Linked DNA regions of Mus musculus: region 1 is linked to region 2. The links are chromatin loops, found by intact Hi-C in ENCODE. Cell type or tissue: left cerebral cortex. All regions are shown on one strand. Links, peaks and the distances in the headings refer to the core of each region. The heading gives the core; the rest is flanking DNA.

Region 1 (8,348 bases), core at 26-8,025, 51 kb before region 2:
GGATGAAGTGATTCTATTGTAAAAGGTCTGCAGATTTATCCAGGTGTTATAGATAATGACTATGAGGGAGAAATTAAAATCATGGCTGCTCCCCCTCATGGTGTTATAACTGTACCTACCTACCAGGGAATTCCTTAACTTGTCTGAGCTCATTTACATCTGCTACCATCCAGATATGTTAAGAATAAGAGAGGACAAGGTGGCTTTGACTCCTCTGGTGTGCATTGGGTTCAATCTATTACTAATTAGAGACCTAATTTTAAATTGACATTTGAAGGAAAAAACTTTGGAGGATTAATAGATACTGGAACTGATATAACAATTACTAGAGGACAAGATTGGCCTTCAGCTTGGCCTTTATCTGATGCACTTGCTCACCTTCAAGGAATTGGTTATGCCAATAACCCAAAACGAAGCTCCAAATTGCTACCCTGGAGAGATGAGGAAGGCAAATCAGGACAAATTCAGCCATATGTTATGCCATATTTGCCTGTTACCCTATGGGGAAGAGATCTCTTGTCACAGATGGGTGTTATAATGTGCAGTCCTAATGAGGCAGTGACTAAGCAGATAGATGCTCAAACAAGAATTTTTGCCTGGTCATGGGCTAGGAAAGAAAGGATGAGGTATTAAGACTTTTAAAGGTCCTAAACATCACTCTAACACAAGAGGTTTAGAGTATTTTCAGTAATGGCCACTATCTTGCCTGCATCCCATTCAGATAAAATTCAATGGCTCAATGATATTCTGGTGTGGGTTGATCAGTGGTCTTTACTTAAAGAGAAAATAGAAGCCGCCTCTTCGCTAGTGCAGGAGCAATTAGAGGCAGGACATTTAGTACAATCTCAGTCTCCTTGGCATACTCCAATTTTTGTTTTCAAGAAAAAATCTGGTAAATGGATATTGTTACAAGATCTAAGAAAGGTTAATGCGACCATGCAATCTATGGGAACTTTACAACCTGGGCTTTGGTCTACGGTAGCCATCCCTAAAGGATATTATAAAATTGTGGTAGATCTGAAGGATTGTTTCTTTACTATTCTTTTACATCCTGAGGATTGTGAAAGATATGCTTTTAGTATTCCTTCTATAAATTTTAAAGAATTTATGAAGAGATATCAATGGACAGTTCTCCCACAGGGCATGGCTAATAGTCCTACCTTATGTCAAAAGTTTGTGGCAAAAGCTAGTCATCCTGTGAGACAACAATGGCCTATAATTTACATTATCTATTACACAGATGATGTCTTGTTTTTTTGGTTTGTTTGTTTTTGTTTTTGTTTTTTCCAGACAGAGATTCTCTGTATAGCCCTGACTGTCCTGGAACTCACTTTGTAGACCAGGCTGGCCTCGAGCTCAGAAATCTCCCTGTCTCTGCCTCCCAAATGCTGGGATTAAAGGTGTGGGCAACCACCGCCCGGCCAGATAATGTCCTGATGGCGAGAAAAGGCCCCCAGGATTTGCTTTTGTGTTATAGAGATTTACAAAAGACCTTAGCTGATAAAGGACTACAAATAGCTCCCGAGAAGATACAAACTCAGGATACTTATAATTATTTGGGTTTTAGACTTACAAATCAAGCTGTTTTCCCTCAGAAGATAGTTATTCGCAGGGACAACTTAAAAAATTTAAATGATTTTCAAAAATTGTTAGGTGATATTAATTGGCTTTGCCCCTATTTAAAGCTTACTACAGGGGAATTGAAACCTTTATTTGATATTCTTAAAGGGAGTTCTGATCCTACCTCCCCTAGATCTTTAACCTCAGAAGGATTGCTGGCCTTACAAGTGGAAGGAGCTATTGAAGAACAATTTGTCACTTATATAGATTATTCTTTGCCTCTACATCTGTTCATTTTTAATACAATTCCTATGCCTACAGGATTGTTGTGGCAAAAGGATCCTCTAATGTAGATACATTTGAGGATTTCACCTAAACGTAATATCCTGCCATATTATGAAGCAGTACCTCAGATGACAATACTTTGAAGGAAACAGGCACTAACTTATTTTGGCAAAGAGCCAGCTATCATTGTTCAGCCTTATAGCATAGACCAAGATACTTTGCCGAAGCATCACAGTATGGAATGGTTGCTTGCTCAAATAGGATTTATAGGAACTATAGATAAGCATTATCATCAAGATAGGTTGATAAAATTTTTAATTGTACATGAGGTGATATTTCCTAAAATGACTTCCTTATAGGCTTTATATACTGCTCTATTGATTTTTAGTGACGACTTCTCTAAAGAGCAAGTTGGATATCTTATGAATAATCAATAAGTAGTCATAGAGACTCCTGGCCTCTCAGCTCAGCAGAATTGACAGCAGTACTGAATGTCTTTCAGTCTGTAAATGGTGCTTTTAATACTTTTACTGATAGTTTATATGTTACACAATGGATTCCCTTATTGGAGACTTGTGTTACGTTTAACTTTAATATGCCAGCAGGATCTCTGTTTTCACAATTGCAAAACATCATTCTTGCTCGAAAACATCCGTTTTATATTGGTCATATATGAGCTCATTCTGGTCATCCTTGACCTTTAGCTCTAGGCAATGATTACATTGACAGGGCTCTGATAGGAGAGGCCTTAATTTCAGAACCCGTTGCTTTGGCTAGACGCAATCATGATAAATTTCATCTCTCTAGCCATACCTTAAGGCTCCGACACAAGATCACTAAAAAACAGGCAAGAATGATTGTAAAACAACGTTCTAAATGTATTACATTACCTCCAGTGCCACATTTAGGAGTTAATCCACGAGGTCTTATGCCTAATCATATTTGGTAAATGAATGTAACTCATTATGCGAAATTTGGAAAATTAAGATATATACATGTTTGTATTGACACTTGTTCAGGATTTCTTTTTTCTTTTCTACATACGAGAGAGGCCTCTAGAAATGTAATTGATCATTGTTTACAAGCCTTTAATGGTATGGGATTGCCTAAACTCATTAAGACAGATAATGGGCCATCCTATGCTGGCAACAATTTTACTTCATTTTGTAAGTAATTTGGTATCAAACATAAAACTGGAATTCCTTATAACCCATGGGACATGGAATCGTTGAACGTGCTTATTGCACTCTGAAAAATTGGCTTTTAAAAACAAAACAGGGGCAGTTATACCCTCCAAATTCTCCAAAAGCACATCTTGATTTTGTCTTGTTCGTTTTAAATTTTTTGCAAACTGATGTTAAAGGTCAGTCTGCAGCAGACCGCCACTGGCATCCAGTTACTTTCAGTTCTTATGCCATGGTTAAATAGCAGGACCCATTAACGAATATGTGGCATGGTCCAGACCCCGTTTTAATCTGGGGAAGAGGTTCTGTCTGTGTTTTTTCACAAAAAGAAGATGGAGCACGATGGCTGCCTGAAAGACTGGTTCATCAAGTGGACACAGATCCTGAATCATCTGGTAAGTATGATTCTAACCTCATTGATGGCTAAAAATACTTTTTGGACGAAAAATTTAATTAGGAGCACAGCCTCCACTTTCAGAGCATTTTCAGCTTTTCTGCTAATTCTCAAAGTCACCTCCCCCACAAGGGGAGGTCAGAGTCTGAGATTGATCATTGCTAATTTGCAACTGAATAAAGTACTTGGACTTCCCCAAAGCTTTTATCTTGTTGCTTTTCAACTATCTCAAGTTTATTTTTCAAGCAGGACAGCCTCTCCTTACAGCCTGATTCCAGCAAGAATGCAGTCTCGCCTCCAGCAAGCACAGGTGGCAGAAATTCATCAATATGAAGAAGCATATTAAGTATATATTGTGGCTTTGTCTGATTTGGGAATAAGGTGTGCTATGAGGGCCGGTCAGTCAATGACAGGCAACCAGATTTCAGAGCCATATCAATCTAAGACAAAGGTACATGCCAAGAGGACGTGGTTTGTTAATAATATACCACAGAACAATGTTTGAGTAAAATAAACACAAACAAGCTGTATGTATGCTCCTTGACAGATAAGAATGTCTCGGGAAAATCTGAGTCACCAAGCCAAGTGCTGCTGCCAGCCACCATAACTCCCAGGCAGGACTATGGAGCATAAATATATTTTATGTCTCGGTCCAGCTATTTTTATTATATAATTCGGGGGGGGGACATTGTAGTCTCCCCCATCCTTGAACCAGGCTGATTCAGGTTTTGCTGCCACTGAATATGAGATCACCTGGGGTGTAGCCTTGCGACTTAGATAGCTATATTGTTACCGATGCTCTTCTCTGAAACTCTGCTACCTGCTGAGAGAACCTTGAGACATTCCAGAGACACATACTATCCTGCACGTCACCTACAGCCTGGCTCTAGGCACCAAGAATGGACTGGTGGAGCAGATGGGCTTTCACCCTTATAAGCACAGTCTCTTAGTAAACTAACAGGCTTTGATCAGAGAAAAATTTGTCTTGGCTTCATTCTTTGCTCACCATATAGTCTCTCTCTCTCTCTTTCAGTCCCAGCCTGCCTTCCAGAAATACCTGGTTCATGTAGGCCATGGGCCGGCCTCCTACTACAGTAACCAAGGTTTTCATTGAAAGGTTAGCTTGAAACATTTGTCATGAAAATGAGATTAATCTTTTAAAGTAGATTAAAAATGGATCCTTTGGAGATGGAGTTACTCATGGTTGTGAGTCACCATGTGGGTGCCATAAAACAAACCTAAGTCCTCAGAAGGAACAGCCTGTGCTTTTAACTGATGATGCATCTCTCCAATCCTCTGTTTGTTATTTATATTTATATGCTATTTATACGTTTTTAGATTTATTTTATTTGTGTAAATGTTTTGGCTGCATGTATGTTCATCACATATATGACTCATGCCTGAGGAGGTCAGAATAAGGTGTCAGATCTTCTGGAACTGGAGGTATAGATGGTTGTGAGCTATCCTGTGTATGTTGGAAACTGAATTCCGGTCGTCTGTGAGGGCATCAAGTGCTCTTACTACTGAGTTATCTCTCCAGACTCAATTTTTCTATTTTTCAAAAGGACCATAATGAGTGCATGTTTTGTGCTCTAACTTTCCAGCTACTGCCTTCAATTTTTACGTACAAATGTAATATACATACAAATGTAATATGTATACATAGAGCAAAAATCTAACAGACACAAAGGAATGGAACCCCCAGCTTTGTGGTTGTAGGATACAGCGCACCACACAGCTTGGCCAGTAGGGGACAACTGTGCCCTTGCTGCCCTTGCACTGTAAGTGTTCAACACCAATATCTTGGGGTTCATCTGAGTCCAGGTGTCTACTGTGGTTAAATTCTTACCCTTTCAGGTATAGATGAACTTAACAGACCTACGCATGTGTAGTTACAGAGGCCATGGCATGGTTGCTGAATCTGTCCTATTATCTCCAGAATTTCAGTCCTTATCTTGTCACTAGTATTTGACAGGCATGCTTCATGTTTTTATGTATGTAATTAAAATTTTACTGCCTAGTGGATGGATTAAGCTGCACACAATTAAGCTGAGCAACAAGCCAAGTAATATGGAATTTCACACAAATTGGTAATTCTCTGCACTACAAAGATTATTTAGTTATTTTGTTATTTATAAACAAATGTCTGACACTGGATTTATAGTGTATATGAATATTGGAGTTTTTTTGATCCTTTTAAAATATTCATTTCACGCAGGTCCATTTCCTACAGACATTCAAACACTAAATTTTGTTTGCATCTAAATAAAATCAAAGTGGCCATCTCTTCAGAAAACCAATTGTCAAACTTACAATGAAATTAATCCTGAATTGCTGTTTATCAAATTATTTACAAGGGATAAAGCCAGTGATTGCCATATCATCCTCACAGAAAAATATAAGTCTATTTTTAGCATTTCTTTTGCTGTTTTTTTTTTAAAAGATTAATTTTAGTGTCTGTGTGCATGTCTCTGTGTATCATTGTGTGTGTTTGTGTGTGTGTGTCTGTGCGTGTGTGTGTGTGTGTGTGAGAGTATGTGTGAGTGTGTGTGTATGTGCCTGTGTGTCTGACTCTGTGTGTGTGAGTGTGTATGTGTGTGTTTGTGTGTCTGTGTGTGTGTGTGTTTATGTGTAGGTGAATTCAGAGGCCTGACAGGGGCACTGGGCTAAGAGGTTTGAGCTGCTTGTGTGTGTGTCCGTGTATCTCTCTGTGTGTGTGTGTGTGTGTGTGTGTCTATGTGTCTGTTTTAGTGTGTTTGAGTGTGTGTGTCTGTGTGTGTGTGTGTGTGTGTGTGTATGAGCTGCTTTGTGTGTGTGTGTGTGTGTGTGCAGGTGCATGTGGAGGCCTGACAGGGGCAGTTGGCTAAGAGGAGGCTGTGATCTGCTTGAAATGGCTGCTGGAAAATTCTGTTCATCTGGTCCTCTGGAAGCATTGTCTGGAGATAGTATTAATGACTGAGGCACTTCTCCAGCCCTAAGCACTTCTTTGGGCATTCAGTCATTCAGTTTTAAAGTTTTCACATCTATGGCTAAAGTGCTTTTACATTCTGAAATTTAAAACCACTTATCGTGCTTCAGATAAAAATGAATTTACATCCACAGAAGGATCACCACCATTGAGGTGAACTGTATCAACTGCCAGCACAGTCATTTTACACCTATAAAATGGAGTTATATGTGGTTCCATTCAATGCGTGTCAAGGGGAAAGTCCTGAGCTTAATATATAAAGCTTTTTGCAACATGACACACAGAAAATTATGAGTAATGAAGGAAGAAGAAGTAGAAGAAAAGAAAGACAGTAGTCAGAGGTGCCTATATCTCAAAGGTTCAAAACAGCATCTTTATGTGTGTATCATAGGGCAACTCTCATGCATCCAGCATCTGTATATATCAGTCAACAGTACATCAAATGCCTTCATACCCAATTGTACATAGGGATACAGACATTAGGTTTCAAAGCATTGGCCAGAGGCATTATTTTTATTGTTTCTCATGTAGAGGTGGTTTTTGTTTGGTTAAGTTTTTTTTTTGTTTTATCTTTTTTTAAAAAATTTCATTAGTAACTTTCCTATGTCATTATTTTTATTTTTGTTCTTGTTTCTTGACACAGGCTAGAGTTATATGGAAAGAGGCACCTTTAAGTGAGAAAATGCCTCTATAAAACTGATTCAGGAGGGCCCAATTCCCTATAAAAATACCAACCTGGGCAGGGGGTAATATGTTATGTAAGAAAATAGGCTCACAATGCACAGACAGGAAGCAACATTCCCCTAAGGTATCTGCTTTAGTTCCTGCCTCTGAGTTCTCCCAAATATTTACTCCCCTCCCTGCCCTACACACCCAGCTCCCCTCATACTGCATTATAAGCTAAAATAAACCCTTTCCTCCTCAGGTTTCTATTGGTCATGATATTAATCACTATAACTCTAACAAAATTAAAATGAACAGGATTAAAGTTGTCTTTGGGGATGTCTCAGGCACTCAACTCAGTTGCTAATTAACAAAGATCAGTCCCAGGGTCTGGCCTCCTAGTGTGGAAGACATTGCTTTGACAATCAACAGAAAAAACTGGTACTTCTCAGACCAATAATGGTAAGAGTCAGGTAAACTGGCTGATAAAGATTTTGTTAGCTATCGTCGTAATTGGAATATCCACCTGAAAAAATATAAAAGCAAAATTCTAGGCCTTTAGGCCCAGGCTTGGGAATGTGACCTCTGTGACTCAATGATCCAAGGTATGCTAATCATAAAACAGATAGCAACATTCCCCCACACACCCGCTTCCTGAGTTCAAAGAGTGTTCATTCAAAGAATGTGCTATTGTTAGGGGCTCATAGAAAATGTCTTGAGAGATAACCTGAAAAATTACCAGGTATTCCTTATGACTCTTGTGACTTTGCAGTTCCTTGTGACTCTTAACTGGTATCTTTGGTATTTTCCAACAACGCCCTCCCCACTTCCTTGAGTTGTGGTTTCTTCCTTTAAATACCCCCTTACCCAGCTACTCGGGGCACCATGGTCCTCTACCCCTGCGTGGTGTATGACCATGGGCCCTAGAGTGCTCTTGAATTAAAAGTCCTCTTGCAGTTTGCAGCAAGACCATTTCTCCTGAGTGATTTGGGGTGTTGCCTCTCCTGAGTCAGAACGTCGGGGAGTCCTCACGTTGTAGGTCTTTCATTTGGTGCATTGGCTGGGAATCACGACCACCCCTTACACCCGAGAACAGACTTGGAGATATGGGGATCCCCTCTTGTGTGCGTGCCAGCAGGTGTCTCTGTTTTGAGTGTCTGTTCTGAACTGAACATGGGAACATGTGTTTGTTGTGTTGGGTTGTTTGTGTCTTGTCTTATGTTTCTGTAGCACGGTGCAGTCTGAGTTTTGGATTCTGATCCATCTGAGTTTATACTGATCAGCCTGAGTTTGG
Region 2 (8,348 bases), core at 281-8,280:
TCTTTGACTATGGAGTTAAAGCCATCCAGTGGAAAAAAGACAGCATTTTCAACAAATGGTGCTGGCACAACTGGCGGTTATCATGTAGAAGAATGTGAATTGCTCCATTCCTATCTCCTTGTACTAAGGTCAAATCTAAGTGGATTAAGGAACTCCACATAAAACCAGAGGCACTGAAACTTATAGAGGAGAAAGTAGGGAAAAGCCTTGAAGATATGGGTACAGGGGAAAAATTTCTGAATAGAACAGCATTGACTTGTGCTGTAAGATCGAGAGTCAACAAATGGGACCTCATAAAATTGCAAAGCTTCTGCAAGGCAAAAGCCACTTGTTCACTTGATCTTTGACTATGGAGCTAAAGCCATCCAGTGGAAAAAAGACAGCATTTGTGTGGACACTTTGCCCCTTCTTAGAATTGGGAACAAAACACCCATGGAAGGAGTTACAAAGACAATGTTTGGAGCCGATATGAAAGGATGGACCATTTAGAGACTGCCATATCTGGGGCTCCATCCCATAATCAGCATTTGTCAATAAGACAAAAAGACCACCAACAGATTGGGAAAGGATCTTTACGTATCCTAAATCAGATATGGGACTAATATCCAATATATATAAAGAACTCAAGATGGTGGACTCCAGAAAATTAAATAACCCCATTTAAAAATGTGGCTCAGAGCTAAACAAAGAATTCTCACCTGAGAAATACCGAATGGCTGAGAAGCACCTGAAAAAATGTTCAACACCCTTAATCATCAGGAAAATGCAAATCAAAACAACCCTGAGATTCCACCTCACACCAGTCAGAATGGCTAAGGTCAAAAATTCAGGTGACAGCAGATGCTGGCGTGGATGTGGAGAAAGAGGAACACTCCTCCATTGTTCGTGGGATTGCAAGCTTGTACAACCACTCTGGAAATCAGTCTGGCAGTTCCTCAGAAAATTGGACATATTACTACTGGAGGATCCCACCATACCTCTCCTGGGTATATATCCAGAAGATGTTCCAACAGGTAAGAAGGACACATGGTCCACTATTTTTATAGCAGCCTTATTTATAATAGCCAGGAGCTGGAAAGAACCTAGATGCCCCTCAACAGAGGAATGGATACAGAAAATGTGGTACATTTACACAATGGAGTACTACTCAGCTATTAAAAAGAATGAATTTATGAAATACCTAGGCAAGTTGATGGACCTGGAGGGCCTCATCCTGAGTGAGGTAACCCAATCACAAAGAAGTCACTTGATTTGCACTCATTGATAAGTGGATATTAGCCCAGGGACATAGAATACCCAAGTATAAGATACAATTTGCTAAACGCATGAAACTCATGAAGAACGAAGACCAATGTGTGGACACTTTGCCCCTTCTTAGAATTGGGAACAAAACACTCATGGAAGGAGTTACAAAGACAATGTTTGGAGCCGATATGAAAGGATGGACCATCTAGAGACTGCCATAACTGGGGCTCTATCCCATAATCAGCTTCCAAATGCTGTCACCATTGCATACACTAGCAAGATTTTGCTGAAAGGACCCAGATATAGCTGTCTCTTGTGAGACTATGCCGGGGCCTAGCAAACACAGAAGTGGATGCTCACAGTCAGCTATTGGATGGATCACAGGGCCCCCAATGGAGGAGCTCGAGAAAGTACCCAAGGACCTAAAGGGATCCACAATCCTATAGGTGGAACAACAATATGTACTAACCAGTATCCCCCCTGCCCCCCTGAGCTCATGTCTCTAGCTGCATATGAATCAGAAGATGGCCTAGGGCCTGGTGAGATGGTTCAGTGGGTAAGAGCACCCGACTGCTCTTCCGAAAGTCCGAAGTTCAAATCCCAGCAACCACATGGTGGCTTACAACCATCCGTAATGAGATCTGACTCCCTCTTCTGGAGTATCTGAGGATAGCTACAGTGTACTTACATGTAATAATAATAAAAAAAAATCTTTAAAAAAAAAAAAAAAAAAAGAAGATGGCCTAGTCGTCCATCAGTTGAAAGAGAGGCCAATTGGTCGTGCGAACTTTATATGACTCAGTACAGGGGTATGACAGGGCCAAGAAGTGGGAATGGGTGGTTGCGGGAGTGGGTGGGTGATCGTGTGGGGGACATTTGGGATAGAATTGGAAATTTAAATGAAATAAATACCCAATTAAAAAAATGTACTATATTACTTTCAATGAAGTTTCATTGTAAACAAACAAACAACAAAAAAAAAAACAACAAAAAACCCCAAAAAACAAAAAAACAAAAAACAAAAACAAAAAAGACTGCTTCATCAATTAGACACAGATCCACTAGTAAGTATGATTCTAACCTCGTTGATGGCTAAAAATCCTTTTTACTCGAAAAAGTTATTTTGGAGCACAGCCTCCACTTTCAGAGAATTTTCAGCTTTTCTACTAATTCTCAAAGTCACCTCCCGGACACCAGGAGGTCAGAATCTGAGATTGATCTTTGCTAATTTGCAACTGAATAAAGTACTTGGACTTCCCCAAAGAAGCTTTTATCCTGTTGCTTTTAAACTATCTCAACTTTGTTTTTCAAGCAGGACAGTCTCTCTTTACAGCCTGATTCTAGCAAGTGTACAGTCTCACCTCCAGCAAGCACAGGTGGTAAAAATCCACCAATATGAAGAAGCATATTAAGTATATATAATGGCTTTGGTCTGATTTGGGAATAAGGTGTGCTATGAGGGCCGGTCAGTCAATGACGGGCAACCAGATTTCAGAGCCATATCAATCTAAGACAGAGGTACATGCCAAGAGGCCATGGTTTGTTAATAATATACCACAGAGCAATGTTTGTGTAAAAGAAACAAAAACAAGCTGCATGTATGCTCCTTGACAGATAAGAATTTCTCGGGGAAAATCAGAGTCCCCAAGCCAACCATGGCTTCCAGCCACCATAACTCCCAGGCAGGACTGTGGAGCATAAATAAATTTTGTCTCGGTCCAGGTATTTTTAATATATAATTAGGGGGAAATTGTAGCCCCTCCCCCCCAGCCTTGAAGCAGGCTGATTCACACTTTGCTGCCACTGAATATGAGATCACCTGGGGTGTAGCCAACTTACTTAGATGGCTATATTGTTACTGCTGCTCTTCTCTGAGACTCTGTTACCAGCTGAGAGATCCTTGAGACATTCTGGAGACACATCCTATCCTGTAGGTCACCTACAGGCTGGCTCCAGGCACCAAGAATGGACTGGCAGAGGGGATGGGCCTTCCCCCTTATAAGCACAGTCTCTTAGTCAACTCTCGGGCCTTGATCAGAGAAAAATTTGTCTTGGTTTTATTCTTTTCTTGCCATTTAGTCTTTGTCTCTCTTTTAGCCCCAGCCTGCCTTACAGAAATACCCGGTTCACGTAGGCTGCAGGCCGTGCTCCTACTACAGTAACCAAGGGTTTTCATTGAAAGGTTAGCTTGAAACATTTGTAATGAAAGATGAGAATAATCTTTTAAAGTAGATTAAAAAATGGATCCTTTGGAGATGGACTTACAGATGGTTGTGAGTCACCATGTGGGTGCCATAAACCAAACTTAAGTGCTTGGAAGGAACAGTCTGTGCTTTTAACTGATGATGCATCTCTCTAATCACCTGATTTGTTGTTTATATTTATATGCTATTTATACATTTTTAGATTTATTTTATTTCTGTAAATACTTTGGCTGCATGTATGTCTGTTCATCCCATATATAACGCATGCCTGAGGAGGTCAGAATAAGGTGTCAGATCTTCTGGAACTGGAGGTATAGATGGTTGTGAGCTATCCTGTGTATGCTGGAAACTGAATTCAGGTCGTCTGTGAGGGCATCAAGTGCTCTTATTACTGAGCTATCTCTCCAGACTCAATTTTTCTATTTTTCAAAAGGACCATAATGAGTGCATGTTTTGTGCTCTAACTCTCCAGCGACTGGCTTCAAATTTTACATACAAATGTAATATACATACAAATGTAATATGTATATATAGAGCACAAGCCTAACAGACACAAAAGAATGGAACCCCCAGCAGTGTGGTTGTAGGATACAGTGGAAGACAGGGAATTCAGTCTTTGAGGGATGCTGTCAATGAAGACCTAGCGGCAATAGAGAAGTCCATTGACGCTTTAGAAAAATCTTTGACCTCCCTGTCTGAGGTAGTTTTACAGAACAGGAGAGGTCTTGATTTGTTGTTCCTAAAGGAAGGAGGACTGTGTGCTGCCCTTAAAGAAGAGTGCTGCTTCTATGCAGATCATACAGGAATAGTTAGAGACTCTATGCAGAAACTGAGAGAAAGATTAGAGCGAAGGAAACGGGAACGGGATGCTCAACGGGGGTGGTTTGAGTCGTGGTTTGAATCACGACCATCTTGGATAACTTCTTTAATTTCCGCTGTAGCCGGACCAATCCTTATGATATGCTTAGCTTTAGTTTTCGGCCCTTGTATAATAAATAGAGGAATGGCTTTCATCCAGAGTAAAATTGATACAGTAAAACTCATGGTTCTTCAAAGGCAATATCAACCTATAGTTCAGGTAGATGAAGAGTTAGGGGACACCAATCTCTAAAATTCTATGATTAGAATTAGTCTAAACAGAAGAAGAGGGGAATGAAAGGAAATAAAACTGTAATTCATGTAATGTATGTTAAATAGCCCAAAGAGTTGTTTCTGAGCTTTGAAACCTGGGGCTGAGAACATAGCAGAACAGACCAGGACATGCCCGGGCAAGCCCATCGCCTCCCTAGCTCCCACCCCTCTGACCTAACTTAAATGTTACAGGCTGCTGATGTTTAAATGGACCAATCATGTGAAACCGCGCCAATTCCTCCCCCAGCCCCACTCCTTTTCTATAAAAACCCCTAGCTTCCAAGCCTCGTGGTCGAATCCACTGTCTCCTGTTATGTGAGATACGTTTCGACCCGGAGCTCCGCCATTAAAAAACCTCTTGTTGTTACATCAAGGTGTTGTGTTCTATTCGTGATTCTTGGGTGCACGCCGAATCGGGAGCTGAGTGGGGGTTTCCCCACTGAGTTCTTTCACAGTCAGTCCATCATTGAGTCAGAATAACTGTTCACATTAAAGGAAAGAAAAAAGTCATTATAACTCTACATTTTGATTAATTTTTCTAAGTCAGTTTCTACCATCTCTATGTTCTCTGTCCCACAATGTTTAAAAGCTTGAAGGAAGGAAACCTTTGTAATCTGGAAAATACTTAAGCAGAGGTTGGTCAAGAACATATACCTAATACAGCTTTCTTGTCACCATCATCAGGGTACTCAGCATGCACACAGGTCAGCATTAACCTTTGGTCAGCATGTCACTCCAATCACTCTGGCAGCAAGTATGATCCTGAAGCACCTGCAGAAAAACACAAGCATGCCCTCTTCCCATATTAAATACCTGATCAGGATCACGCCATATACCAATAAGTAGATCTTTCTGTCTCACCTAGGTATAAGTATACCTAGCTGTAGGATACCATAGACACTAAGCAAATAGTTCCTTGGCATCCAAATTTAAAAATTTTTAAAATAAAATGCATGATTTAAATAATGTACACAGGGATAAAATCCCCCCTTTTTTGTTTTTTTGTTTTAAAAAGATATTTTTTTAAAGTTCAATAATGCCTTTTCCTTGATAATTATATAAGGTCCCAGTAGCAAGGGTAACATTAAATTGTCAACAAAACATCTCAAATGCTTGACTGTAATAGCCAGTTCCATTTTCTGTTTCAATCTGATTTGGAACACGAAACATAAAAAAATTAATGTAGGCAATAACTAATTACATTTTTAGTTGCTTCTCTTGTTAAAGCAATTGTAAACAGAAAGCCTGAAAAGGTGTCAATAGTCACATGTACATATTTTATCTTTCTGAGATCAGAAATATGAGTATTAGTTTGCAATAATTGATTAAGTATAAGTCCTCGAGATTTTTAACACCATTCGGGGGAACAGATAGAAATTGAGTTCGCTAAGAACAATTTGACACGAACATTCTCTAAAAATAGCAAACTATTATCTCAAGCCATTATTATTTTGACGATGTAAAAAATGAGATTATATGGCCAATTGTACATGGTTAGGCCTATAATCTTCGTGGGATACAGATCTGCTGTGCCATGGCCTTAAAGGGTCCTGTCTGGGCAGTTCAGGATGAGTTCTTAAAGGTCCAAGGACAGTCCTTTAAAGGAAGAGTATATTCTCTTATCTTGTGTTGTATGTGCATAAACAGTTTGAAAATTTGAGATTTAGCAGTATCTAAAACAAACCAAAAACAATTTCAAGCAACTGTAAGCCAATATATATATTGATTATCAGCATACAAATTAAAACTTGACACTTTCTTCAACATTTCAAAACCCTGGCTACAGCATACAATTCAGTCATCTGTGCTGAAGCAGAAGGAAACCCAAAAGAATAAACATGTGATCCAATCACATATACTTCTCTCCCAGAGAGGGGCTGTTTATTAATACAGTAAATGTATTCTTTATAGGATGCATAGATAATTTTACAGGAAATACAAAAGCATGCATAGAAGCAAATTTTAACTTGTCTTTGGATAATGATTATCAATTTACCCAAAAGTTTACTATGCAATAGGCCAAATATCAATATTCTGCAAAAAACAATTTCATTGCTGTTTGAAACATGGAATAACGTCTTGTCAGGGTTTTAATACATTTTTTTCTAAGCTCTCTTTATGATTCTATCCTACAATTTTTTTATTAACACAATGACAGCTTCATAACAGGATGATAAAACTTTACTTGGAGATGATGAAAGATTATTTCACATTAATACTACCTTTACCAAAGAACTGCTGTGAGCTCATTCGGTAACAATAACTAAAATAAGCAGTTAACATTTGACTACCATTGATTACAATTGATAACAATTGATTATAGAAGCTTCCTCTATTTTCTGAAAAGCTTTTTGTTTCTCACCAGTTAATTTGCATCTCCCTTGATAACATCCAAAAAAGGCTTAAGTCCTCCTGTGGAGAGCTTAAGGTGAGGTCTCAGCCAATTAACATCTCCTGGTAGCTTGAAAATAATTTGAAGCAAATCATGTTTTCTTTCTTGAATTTTTCTCTACCACAGTTTTTCTAGGATATAACTGAGGCCCCAAATATTGAAAAAGATATTGCCTTTTGAATCTTTTTTTTTTCAGCAACAACTACTCTGAAATTTTTCAGACTCATTGTGTAAGAGTAAAGGTTTATAGTAAATTTCCCTTAGAGAGAATAGTTAATAAAATACTCTCCATATAATAAACAATATGAACTAAAGATTTAAAATCCTTGCTTCTTGTACTGAAGCAGAGACAAAAAAAATTTTTTTTATTTTACATAATGTAAGGCTATTAGGCATACCTAGAGGCAAAACTTTCCAATTATCACAAGCTCACTAGAAGCAAACCCTTTACAATTATCAGGAAGCAATGGAAAACACAACCTTCCAAAGCCATAATAATTCTATATGGAATAGGCAATTCAGATTGTAATGCACTTAGAAGTTCCACAACCTCATTGACCTCTCATAAATTTTAAGTTTAAACTATATTTTAAACAACACTTGGATAGGCTTGCAATAATGGTGTTTTGCTTTAAAAATTATTCCCTAAAGGCAAGGAGAGGTGAGGCAGCAACAACTTCCCTAGGCAGGGTTTGCAAAACTAAAGAAATGCCACACAATCCTCACTAAGGCTGCTCTGAGCTTTGCATTAACTCAAGTGTAAATATTTCTTAATCTGAGCCTTTTTCTTGTGGTCTGGCCCAATGCCTACCCCTCCTGCAGCAAAAAGATTCCAGAGGGGCAATTCTACTGTCTGCATATGACTCTAATATTTGGACAGTCTTTCCTAAGATGGTTTATACTTAAAACATTCTTTATATCCTTAGTGTTATGAAAACATTGCTTATAAGTACTGTAATATTGTTGCGAGGCAGCAACAATAAGCAAACACTGATTGTATGAAGGTCCAATTTCTGCACAAGGATCATTGTATCCAGATAAGTCTATCTTCGTTTCATATGGCCGAATATCCACAAAGAGTTTCACTAGCATTATCATAAAACAATTGTGAGAAAAATGAAAAAAAAAAAAAAAAAAAAGGAACCCCTGCTTCAGAATCTCCAGAAATTCTGCTAGCTGTTTTTAGTAATGTATCCACAAAATCTTGAAAATGTTAATCAGGAGCCTGTTTGATACCAAATAAATTCTCACAAAGATCTCTTTTCCAATTGTGGGGGGTTAAAATTTGCTTCTACCACTGTATTCAATAAAGCTTGTGTAAAAGGGGCAGCAAATCCATACTGGCCACAGCTGTTTTTAAGTTTTATTGCTCTTGC

Evidence for each region. Hi-C counts contacts between places; a loop is a spot of excess contacts. Peaks named below come from ENCODE experiments on the same cell type or tissue, not always from the same donor. Only the 100,000 strongest peaks of a DNase experiment are listed, where the experiment ranks them.
Region 1: it touches region 2 in a loop (11-fold over the local background); 4 of 42 quality-filtered maps call a loop at or near these places.

What each region holds. Positions count from the first base shown.
Region 1 is chr4:62,109,276-62,117,623 of GRCm38, reverse strand. No RefSeq gene overlaps it. Among named protein-coding and RNA genes, the nearest start is that of Gm12909, 25 kb to the right of the region's middle. In left cerebral cortex, for the core only: no CTCF peak of the experiment used is centred there; a DNase peak (open chromatin) is centred at 4,623.
Region 2 is chr4:62,058,106-62,066,453 of GRCm38, reverse strand. No RefSeq gene overlaps it. Among named protein-coding and RNA genes, the nearest start is that of Mup20, 8.2 kb to the right of the region's middle. In left cerebral cortex, for the core only: no CTCF peak of the experiment used is centred there; no DNase peak of the experiment used is centred there.